Linked DNA regions of Homo sapiens: region 2 is linked to region 1. Evidence: chromatin contacts called from ENCODE Hi-C or POLR2A ChIA-PET data. All regions are on one chromosome and are shown on one strand. Each heading gives the region's core, a stretch centred on a gene start or an enhancer-like site at or near the end of the contact. The rest is flanking DNA. Distances are from core to core; before and after follow the strand shown.

What was found. Hi-C counts contacts between places; a loop is a spot of excess contacts on that map. ChIA-PET counts read pairs that join two places held with the same protein, here RNA polymerase II (POLR2A). Pooled maps may share reads with other maps.
Region 2: a loop to region 1 is called in a map with no recorded cell type, with 4 times the contacts of the local background. The contact joins two enhancer-like sites. A Hi-C loop is called at or near these places in 5 of 168 maps with a recorded cell type or tissue (CD14-positive monocyte, CD4-positive, alpha-beta T cell, breast epithelium and 2 more), 1 of 37 single-sample maps with no recorded cell type and 4 of 50 pooled maps. POLR2A ChIA-PET finds 5 or more read pairs at or near these places in 1 of 52 experiments (activated T-cell).

What each region holds. Positions count from the first base shown.
Region 1 is chr16:88,919,304-88,924,677 of GRCh38, forward strand. The region is part of intron 1 of CBFA2T3 (CBFA2/RUNX1 partner transcriptional co-repressor 3); the gene reads right to left. Among named protein-coding and RNA genes, the nearest start is that of CBFA2T3, 55 kb to the right of the region's middle. RefSeq lists enhancers at 2,397-2,476, 3,682-4,589, 4,590-5,374. Within about 2 kb of position 2,373, at least 21 of the 41 ENCODE cell types and tissues checked have a DNase peak (open chromatin) inside an H3K27ac peak, as active enhancers do; they include CD14-positive monocyte, where a contact is called at or near this core.
Region 2 is chr16:88,955,484-88,960,857 of GRCh38, forward strand. All of the region lies in intron 1 of CBFA2T3 (CBFA2/RUNX1 partner transcriptional co-repressor 3), which reads right to left. Among named protein-coding and RNA genes, the nearest start is that of CBFA2T3, 19 kb to the right of the region's middle. RefSeq lists a silencer at 1,320-1,465. Within about 2 kb of position 2,533, at least 3 of the 41 ENCODE cell types and tissues checked have a DNase peak (open chromatin) inside an H3K27ac peak, as active enhancers do; they include CD14-positive monocyte, where a contact is called at or near this core.

The DNA.
Region 1 (5,374 bases), core at 1,123-3,622:
CAGGTTATAAATGACCCTGGTCTCCTTCATTCGGTGTACTCTCGTGGCAAAACTGCTGGCGAGTGTACCCTTTCTGCAGAAAGTAAATATGGCCTTGCTGAGAGAATTAAATTTACGTTCAAGTGCTATTTCTTTGCAGCACCAGGGAACAAGCACTCTATTTCTAAATAAACATTCCTAACATCAGCGTGGCCTCAGGCGCTGTCCCTACCGCCCGGTATTCACTCAGCCTTACGGGTAAGAAGCTCAGTGCCCATGGCCATGATCACAAGGGCAAAACCCACTCCTCGAATTCTCCAAACTGCACGCATGGTGCAGGGCAAGCGCGGGTGTTCCCTCCCACCCAGAGCAGCCTCTCCGCGGAGTCCCCGGGCGGGACCCCAGTTACTTCTGAGCACGTGCAGTCTGGTGCATGTTTACTCTAAAAAGAAAGACAAGGATGGTGCCTACAAGAGGAACTGTTGGAAAGTCAGTGTCGCTCCACGTAATCCGTGGACACTGTTTCAATGCAGGTCTGGAGGCCGCATCAGACCCCGCCCCACACTGCAACTCCTGGGCCTCGGTTCCTTCATCTGCACAAAGGGGCCAATGATAGCGTCTCCCTGGAGAGTTACCTTGGGAAGCAGCATGAGAATTGATGAGAATTAAAGCGATTTACAAGTGCAGGCATACAGCAAGTGCTCAATTAGTGCCAGTCTGTAAACCAGCAGCTTCCCGAGCACTCTGCTCAAGGATTCAACCCGCTCCCTGGGGTGGGCGTTCCTGCCTCCCTCCTTCCCCAGATAGTGAAAGGGTCAGGCGGTGTGCGCCCGAGGCCTGCCGTCCTCCCACACCAGGGACTCGCAAGTCAGCTGACCAGTGAAGCTTGTGCAACGGTGGAATGTTCTAGGCCCATGCACTGACAGTCGCTGGAGCCCCAACTGGCTGCCAAGTACTTGAAAGGAAGCCCTATGAGGGGAGAACTGAATTTTACATTTTATCTTCTTTTTTTGAGATGGAGTCTCGCTCTGTCACCCAGGCTGAAGTGCAGAGGCATGATCTCGCCTCACTGCAACCTCTGCCTCTCAGGTTCAAGTGATTCTTGTGCCTCAGCCTCCCGAGTAGCTGAGGTTACAGGTGCCCACCACCATACCCGGCCAATTTTTTTTTTTTTTTTTTTTAAATAGAGACTGGGTTTCACCATGTTGGCCAGGCTGGTCTCGAACTCCTGACCTCAAGTGATCCGCCCACCTCGGCTTCTCAAAGTGCTGGGATTACAGGCGGAAGCCACCACCCCTGGCCAGGAATATTTCATCTTAATTAATTCAAACTCCAACGGCCACAGGTGGTGCATGGTGACGGAGTGGCAGGAGGCCCCACCACGCAATGCCAAAGGCACCAAAAGTGCAGGTGGACAAGGGCGGCCTCTGCCTCCCCGTGGGGCAGCCACACCTGCCTGCTCCTGGATTCTGCCAGGAGGACTGGGTCCCCAGCCCCTCCCTGCCCTGCCTGCTTGCCAGCCCCAGCTGGGTGGTCTTCCTCCAGCCAGGCCCACCTGAGGCTGCCTCCCGCCCTCCTGGAGGCCAAGCCCCTCGCCAGGGGGCTACATTAAACAGCAGGGCCAAACTCACTGGGGAGGCATCTTGGAGAGCAGCGGGACGGGTGTCTCCACAACCTGGAACAACACATCCTTTCTCTGAGTTTAAAGAAAACAGGCTGCTCTGGAGGCAAACCTTTTAAACAGATGTTTCCTCTTGGCGGAACCTCCCTGCTCCGCCCCCACCCTGGGCCTTCCCCCAGGCAAGGCCTGCCCGGCTCTCACAGGGCGGAGGCCTGGGGCAAGGGAGACCAAGTGATTTCAATTCTTTCTAGGAAAGGGGAGGAAAATATTTTTAAAAATGTGTTTTACAAGCCTGCCTCTGCCATTGTTGATGTAAACAGGTAAATTGTTTCCTGCCTCAATTAAAAACATCTGCCACATAAATGAATACCAATTAACTCATCCTGTTTTTAATTACTCTGTTAATTACACGCAGGCAGCAGAAAGGATGGGCGGGGGGAGCAGGGAAGCCGAGCCGATCCTCCGTGCCACGCCGCCCCACCCCAGCTTGGCAGGATCGGAAATGTGTCTGGCTGGTGACGGATGGGGTGGCAGGGAGGTGGTGGCACGTGGCCAGCCGGGATTTCCCGATCCAGGGCGGCGAGTGGGCCCCTCTTCCCGGGATCTCCCTGGGTGGGGTCCAGCCCCTGCCCCTCTCCTGCCCTCCCTCTCTGTCTGCAGCCCCCTGCTCACTTCTTGGGCCACATTTTGCTGGGGGAGGGAGGGGGGGCGGTTGGGGGGAGGCCTGGATTTTGTCCAGGAAGTTCTGCCTTAAGGCTGGGGTGGTAGGAGGATAAGAGTCACCCTAAACAGGACCCCTGGGAATTAGGATCCTGTCAGCTGCCATTTCCTGAGCCGTACATCCGCGGTGCCGGGGGACTTGCGGCTGCAGCTCCCTCATTTGAAGTTGCTTCCTCGGCGGCACCTGGGACGCCCCCCATATGCGCCATAGCCTTCGTGGTAATGACACAGTTTCTCGTTCGCTTGCTTCATTAAATGTCTACCTGGGGAATGGGGACGCCTCACCCCGTCTCACCCAGACCTCTCTGCGCGGCGCATTTTGACTCCCAGTTCACACGTGTCAAAGCTGAGGCCCACACAAGCAACTGCCTGTCCAGGGTTAAATCACTGGGACAGGCCAGGGTGAGCCGTGAGCCCAGGGCTCTGATTTCAGGGCTGGTGTCGATGCCACCAAACGTGTCGTGGCCAGGACATCCCGGGAGCTGGGTTCAATGGCTGAGGCTGGCCTGCGCCACACTTTGGGTGGGGGTACTTCCGGTCTAAGGGCATCTGAGGGTCTTCACCCAAGAGGGTACCCCATGCCTCCCTGGAAAACAGCCCCCACAGAAACTGTTCTCACCCTAGGTTTCTGCAGTCTAAGGATGCGGAGATGGCCAGACCTGGCTGGGCTCTCAGAGCCGGTCTAGCCAGAGTAAAAGTCCTGTCCAGCAGCAGGGCCTAGGATCCTCCCCGGGAAGACTGCTGCTGCCTTAGCAGGATTGAGGGGGCCGAGGGCTTCGGTGCACTCACCATGTCTGCCCCGGGCACCAGCGTGGGCGCAGTGGGAAGGGGCTGTATGGGCCTGGAGCATTAGATCCTGTCTGCCCTTTGCAGCACAGAGGAGGCAGGACCTGAGTCCCAGGGCCTGGCCATGCTGATGCCCGGGGCAGACATTCTGCAAGCAGTCTGCCTCTCCTATCCCACGCCAGGGCTATGCTTGAGGCCTTCCCGAGGGCGGGGTCAAGAATGCACCAATGCCCGGGACAGCAGCCAACCCACGCCTGTTCCTGGGCAAATCCCGCCTACAGGCCGGGTCCCAGCTTGCAGCCGTCGGAGGGTGGTGGACGGCCCCTTCCTGGAATCCCATCCCGACCTCGGAGACGGTGACACCACTGTTCCCGTGGCACAGGCTTTGCCCCTGCGTGGTTTCACATGGCCAACAAAATACTAACTCATTTAACCTCGGCAGCACCCCCACCCAGGAGGCTGTTCTGTTATATAATCACGATGAAAACATAAACCTCTCACTCTTCCCACCGTACAGATGGGGCAGCAAAGGCCCAGAGAGGAAGGAACTGCTCAAGGTGCACAGCGGACGGACAGAGCTGGGACCCGACCAGCTCTACACGGCTCTTTACAGGCCCCCAGCGCCCTCACCTAGCGCACCCCAGCTGCCTGCTCCCACCAGGTCCCTCCAAATACCCCACGTCTCCCCAATTCGCCAAATGTGGAGGGAGAGACGCGGGGGAGTTTGTGATGTGCTGAGATGGCACAGCAGGTTGGCGAGCTGGGAGCACAGCTTTGGGGTTTGAAGTCAGCGTCCACTGGTGTGGGCGAGTCCCCTGGCCTTGCTGGGCCTCAGCGTTCTCCCTGTGAAACGGGGGGGACCCGCACCCCCTCCTCATCGCACAGAGGAGGTGAGGATTCGGCGCTTCTGCCCACTGCCCCCTGCCTGCCTCCTTTTCCAGGCAGGCCACCAGGCTGAGCTGCTAGTTGCCTTGAGGTTTCCTGAGCTGCCAGGGACTTGCACAGAGACCTCAAGCTGAGTGGGGGCCTCTCAGACCTTTGGCCACCCATGTTACCCGCCACATCCACTGCCACCAGAAGGGCTGTTTGTTTGGGGCCTTTGAGACAATTTCAGCAACAAATGCACTTCCTGCTGTGTGAGCTGGGGAGCAACTGAGCCGTGAGGGGGCAGCTGGGGAGCAGCTGGGTTGTGAAGGGGCTGCAGGCTCTGCACAGCCCAGTCCTGGCGCGCAGCACAGCTCGGGGAGGGAGGCCAAGCTGCGCATCCTCCGCAACCCGGCTCACACATGTCGCTCCTGCTGTCAGGGTGGGAAGGCTCCGACATGGAGGTCGGCTTTGGAACTCGGGCTCTGGGCTCCTGGGCTGGACACCGGCACCGTCTAGGTTGGGGAGGCTCTGGGAAAGACCAGAATGCCGAACCCACCCCCGAGGACCGTCCTCTCTCAAAGGTGGGGCCGGGGGAGGAGCCCAGTCAAAGGTGAGAGGCCAGGCTCACTGGCCAGGACTTTGGAGCATAGATCACCACAGTGCAAGGACCACGAAGACCCTGGGATCTCATGCTGAGGGTGCACAGCCCGGCAAGGGTGCACAGCGACCCAGCCATGGTTACAGCAAAGACCGCGGGTGGAGGTGGGGGCGTGGTCAGGCAAGGTCACAGCAACCCAGCCAGGGCTAAAGCAAGGAGCCAGGGTGGGAGGGCCGCGCCTGCTGGGCTAAAGCAAGGACCCCTGCGGTGGGGCGGGGCAGGTGGTGGTCATGTCTACCCTGGAGGGGCTACACCTGCTGGGCTGAGTCCCAGTGAGCCTGAGTGAAGATCTGCCCTCTCTGGGCCCCGCCTTCCTTGCTATTCCCTGGGAGCTGCAACGGCTGTGCTGACGTGGGGCACACTGCGTGCCTTCAGGACCGCTCCAGTCGCCCTGCACAAGCTCCGCCCTGGCCCTGCCTCCCTGGGGCCGCCGACCACAAGGAGGCTAGACTCTGCTGAGACAAAAGGAGAGGGACCCGGGGTCCAGGAAGGTGGGGAACGAGGCTCTCGGGGGCGATGGCTGGGATGGCCTTGGAGACGGGTCCAGCAATGGGCAGACACAGGCCAGGGGGAGAAGAGCGGGCGGAGGGCCCAGTGGTGGCTGCGGGGGCCACCAGGGCAGCTCTCGGTGCTGTGTCGTGGGGCCTCGAAGCAGCTGGAAGCAGGGAGTGGCCCCTGCAAGGCAGCACAGGACAAGCCTTGTGGCTCCCAGAGGCAGAGCCCCATGGCCGGGAGCATGAGGT
Region 2 (5,374 bases), core at 1,283-3,782, 36 kb after region 1:
CCAAGGCTCCTGACCCCAGCCAAGGCTCCTGACCCCACCCAAGGCTCCTGACCCCACCCAAGGCTCCTGACCCCAGCCAAGGCTCCTGACCCCACCCAAGGCTCCTGACCCCACCCAAGGCTCCTGACCCCACCCAAGGCTCCTGACCCTACCCAAGGCTCCTGACCCCACCCAAGGCTCCTGACCTCACCCAAGGCTCCTGACCCCACCCAAGGCTCCTGACCCCACCCAAGGCTCCTGACCTCAGCCAAGGCTCCTGACCCCACCCAAGGCTCCTGACCCCACCCAAGGCTCCTGACCTCAGCCAAGGCTCCTGACCCCACCCAAGGCTCCTGACCTCACCCAAGGCTCCTGACCTCACCCAAGGCTCCTGACCCCACCCAAGGCTCCTGACCCCAGCCAAGTCTCCTGACCCCGCCCAAGGCTCCTGACCCCAGCCAAGGCTCCTGACCCCGCCCAAGGCTCCTGACCCCAGCCAAGGCTCCTGACCCCGCCCAAGGCTCCTGACCCCAGCCAAGGCTCCTGACCCCACCCAAGGATCCTGACCCCACCCAGGGCTCCCGACCCTGCCCAGGGCTGCCAACCCCCAGGCCTGCCGAGTTCCTGCTCCCTGAGGCTTTGGGAAAGACTCAAAGGCTTTGGGAAAGACTCCATGTCAGTTGTCTGCCAGGAGAGCCGTGGAGGGCAGCCGCCTGGCCCCAGCCCGAGGCCATGTAGAGCCTCCAGACAGAATGGCCAGGAAACTGAGTCAGAGCCTGTTTATCACGCGTGTGACGGAGGGCGAAGACCTGCATCACGGGAGAACCCCACGCACACGGAGCTCATGGCCTGTGCCAGGGTGGGCGGGAGACCTTCACCCACCCGCCGGGTCCCCGGGACACAGCGTGTCCGCCTGCTCTTCCCCAGGGGTCTCAGGGCTCTCTGCTCTTTGAGCCCAGGATGACCCTGCTCCCCCAGGCTCAGAGCCCAGCAGCTCCCGGAGGGTGGAGGGTAGAGGAACGCGGAGCTTCTACTGGCCTCACAGGCATGGCCCCATTCATTTAGTTCCACAGGTCGGGGCTTCCCAGCAGGGGACATGGAGGCCCAGAAAGCATTTGTCTAGAGTCACACAATACCGTGGCAGAGGGAGGCGAGGCTGGGACCCATAGGCTCTGTCTCCATTACCCCAACCTGCAGCTGCCCCACCTGGCCTGGTGTCTGTTACTGGTGGACCCTGCTGGCGGAGCCCTGGGAGAAAGAGGCGCTCCAGGCGTGGGCGGCGGGGGCTGGCATCTGCTCCTCGGCTGCTTTCCTGACCGAGTTTGGAACTGGACCGCATGGCCCTTGCCCTCCCTCTGTGCCTTCTCCAGGTGGCGTCACAGGGGCCTGCAGCAGCTGCACCAAGCCCGGCCCCTGGGGTTCTCAGCTGCCTGGCACCCTCCAGTCCACACTGTACTTTGCCAGGGCCTCTGAAATGCAGAGGCTGAACCACAGAAGAAGTGGCTCACCCGGAGACTGCGGCAGCCTGAAGTCGGCTGAACCACAGAATGAGTGGCTCACCCGGAGACTGCGGCAGCCTGAAGTCGGGGCCCTCTACGTCTTTGTCACGCTCTCTCCCGGAACAAAACCGCCCTTGGGCTTCAGGCCCCAGAGGTTATGCCCACGGGCAGCTGCCCAGCAGAACCATCATCACACGAGATTGGTTGCTCACTCCTCCCCCATCGACCCACTCCCCGGCATCTTCCCTCTCACCAAATGCTGCCGGTGGTTCTAACCTCACAGTCTGGACAGCCAGCTGATGGCCCCAGAGGTTCCTGGTCAGAAGTGCTGCCTTTCCCTGCCCTCGGGACACCCCCGCCCCCACGGCAGATGCCACTGCCTTTCAGGGCCAGTAGCAGACATGGCAGAGCACTCTCCGTGGGGCTGTCACCTGACTCGGGATAACAGTGCTACTCACACAGCACAAACGGGGTCGGAGCTTGCACAGAGACCACGATGCCCCCTCAGCCCAGGGAGGACGACGCAAAGGTGATAGCTAGTCCCTCCACCCCCAGACACATCCCCTTGCTGACCCCCACACCTGTCCTCAGTGTACATCTGGGAAGCCCAGAGAGGGTCAGTGGCTCACCTGAGACACACAGCTGTGGTGAGACAAGGTTCTCCATAGACTGTCAGCCGAGCACAGATAAACTCAAAAGCAGATGCAGTGCACACTTATTCAGACATAAGAAGGAAGGCAGGTCCGACACACGCTCCAGTGGGGATGGACCCAGAAAACACGGGCGAGTGGAAGAGCTGGACACAGGATCCCGCTTACACACAACACCGGAAAAGACAAATCCACAGAGGCAGGAAGCAGATCAGTGGTGGGCAGGGCAGAGGGAGGGAACGGGCCTGACTGCCCGTGGGCATGGGGTTTCTTTTGGGGGAAAATGTTCTAAAACTTGTTAGCAATGATGGTTGCACACCTCTGGGGCTTTGCTAAGTGCCACTGACTTGTGTACTTGAGATGGGTGAGTTGTAAGATGTGTGGGTTATACCTCAACAAGGCTGCTGGAAAACCACAGTAGACCCGGAACGAAAGTACCTGTGAGCTGCTCACAATCCCTCGCTCACAGAGAGGCCACGGAACTTTGTCAGCGCACCAGGGCAGTAGCGGGATGGGTGTCAAGGCCGTGCACACCCACGAGGCCGTAGGAAGCCTGGTCAGGCTGTCGGGGCCTCAGACGGCAGAAACCTATCCCGAGAGGAAAGGGCCCTGGGCACAGGCTATGGCAGAAGAGCTTCGAGAGCCCAAAGCTCCCAGGGAAGCTTTGAGCTTCCTCAAAAAGCTATTTTGAGCCTAAAATAGCTTCAAGAGCCCAAAGCTCCCAGGGAGAAGTTGAGGTTGATGTGGTCACCTCGAATGGGGAACTCCTCCAGGAAGGAAAGGAGAAGTTTTATTTGGGGTGGGGGTGTTAGAGTAATGCCAGGCGGGGCGGCGGGGGAAGAAGGTTCTGGGGCGGGGCGTTAGAGTGACACCAGGTCCCGGTGCAGCGCTCGTGAGTGCCCCACATCCCTGGGCATCACACGCGTGTCGTCTGGAGCAGAAGCTGGTGGAGAGGTGTCCTTCCTATTTCTCAGATGGGGAGACTGAGGCCTGGGTGGGGGCAGGTGGAGAAGCACAGTCGCCGCCCAGCAGCCCAGCACTACCTTTGGAGGGAGACAAACTCGCTCCCCCAGGGCCGGGGGCTGGGGGCCTCGGTGTGGCCTTTGGAAGGAGATGAACTTGCTCTCCCAGGGCTGGGGCCTCAGGGCCTCAGCGTAGCCCAGGTCTGCGCTGGCTCTGGGCTCTTCCCGCTGCAGGTGTGGGTCCCCCGTGGGCAGCTCTCACACCACAGGCCTGGCTCCCTAGGGGTATGGTCAGAGTGGGACCCTGTACCGCCTCTGCCGCCCTTTTCCCTTTGCCTCCATGGAGCGGGCCTGAGTTCCCAGAGGGCTGATTCCTCTCTCTGCCCCGACCCCTGGCAACCCTGTCAGCTGCTCATTCACCTAATAGACAAGTGCTGTGTGCCCGGGCTGTGCCGCACCAACCCAGGGCCAGGATTCAGAGGGGAACAGAGAGGAAGCCCCATCCTCGCGATGCCAAGGTCCCAGCAGCTGGAGGGGCAGCGCCCTGCTGATTGACGCGCTGAATCGTGTGCCCCCGTCCTTACTGGCAGGCACGCCACATGTGCTGTGTGCCATGTGTTCAGGTCTGGCCTGGGCCTGCTGTGTCCTGGTCTCATACACGCTACATGGACAGTCACATGAGCAGCTGCTGTGGCCGCGGACGGGTGGTGGGGACAGGGCATGACCCTGTTGGGGGAGCAGAGGGGTCTCCTTGCGGGAGAGAGTTGAAGTAGTCCTGGCGATGATGGTGGGCTCCCAGGAGAGGTGGAGGGAACACGCATGCACGCCCAGGGCTGGAGGCACGTGGGTGTTCAGGGCCTGTGAGGAGGCCCGGGCACCAAGGCAGCACCCAGCGCTTACAGAGCCTGCAGGTCTTGGACAGAGGTGCAGGCAGAGGCAGGAGGTGGCATGGGTCATACCACCTGTAAAAGCCAGGCGCAGTAGAGAATGTTCTAGAAATAAATGTGATGCTGCGATTGCCTGAGAGGGAACCCAGGTGCAGGAGAGGGAAGGTCCCGGGGAAACCCTCCTTTTCCTCCTCCTTCCTCCCAGCAGCTGGGAAAGGCGATGGAGAGAAAACGGGAGCAGGGCAGAGACGGTATCTGGGATTACAGGAGGAAAGGTGGCTCATTGTTTAAAAAGATCATTAAGCCTGTCATCCCAGCACTTTGGGAGGCCAAGGCAGGCAGATCACCCGAGGTCAGGAGTTCGAGACCAGCCTAGCCAACATGGTGAAACTCCATCTCTACTAAAAATACAAAAATTAGCAGGATGCAGTGACGGGCGTCTGTAATCCCAGCTACTTGGCAGGAGGCTGAGGCACGAGAATCACTTGAACGCAGGAGATGGAGGCTGCAGTGAGCCGAGATTGCACCACTGCACTCCAGCCTGGGTGACAGAGCCAGATTTTCCAAAAAATAATAATAATAAATTAAAATAAATAAATAAATCATTAAGGTTCCAAGGAAAGATGAGTCTGTTTCCCTCAGATGATTTTCAGTAGAAAACAGGCAGAGATAAGACAAAGTCCTTGATTCCCAGGTTTGTCTGCCCTCCCAGGACAGCCCACGAGATGTGAGTGGTATTGAATGACTCAGGCCTACACCTGCTGGGCTGGGAGGGCAGGGCACTCTTCTGCCTCAAGCTCTAAGTTCAATGTGGACGGCATCTGTGAAATGGGACTGCGTCACCTGCTCTGCTGAACTCACGGGGCCAGGTGCCAGGTCGACGGGGTTATGGGTGCAGAGGCTGTTTGAAGATAGCAGAGAAGATGTGAAGAAAGAAGTTTGAAAATCCTGGTGTGAGAAGGCCCTCGGGAGTGTCACATTTGAACACTATTGATTTGTGGACTGGAACCTACCGGAACGAATCCATTTGTCATGGGGCATAAACAGAAGTCGGCTGAGTGAGGCCTCCACAAGAATCTCAATTTTCCTTATGAAAAGAGGCTGGCCTAGTCTTTGTCCTCTGCCCCTTCTTCCTCCTTCCTGCCTGGAATGCAGACATGATGCCTGGAGCAGGGGCAGCCACTTTGCAGCCAGGAAACCATAAGCAAGAGGATAGTGAAGCTGAAAGAGCAGAAATGCCAGGTACCAGACAGTGTCGTTGTGGCACTGGCCTGGGCCACCCGCCTCTGGGTTTGGTCATGTAGAAACAAACCTTGTTTACACCCCCGTTAGGTTTTCTGTGATTTGCAGCTGACATAATCCTATTGGCTACAGGGATCAAATCCATCACAGGGAGG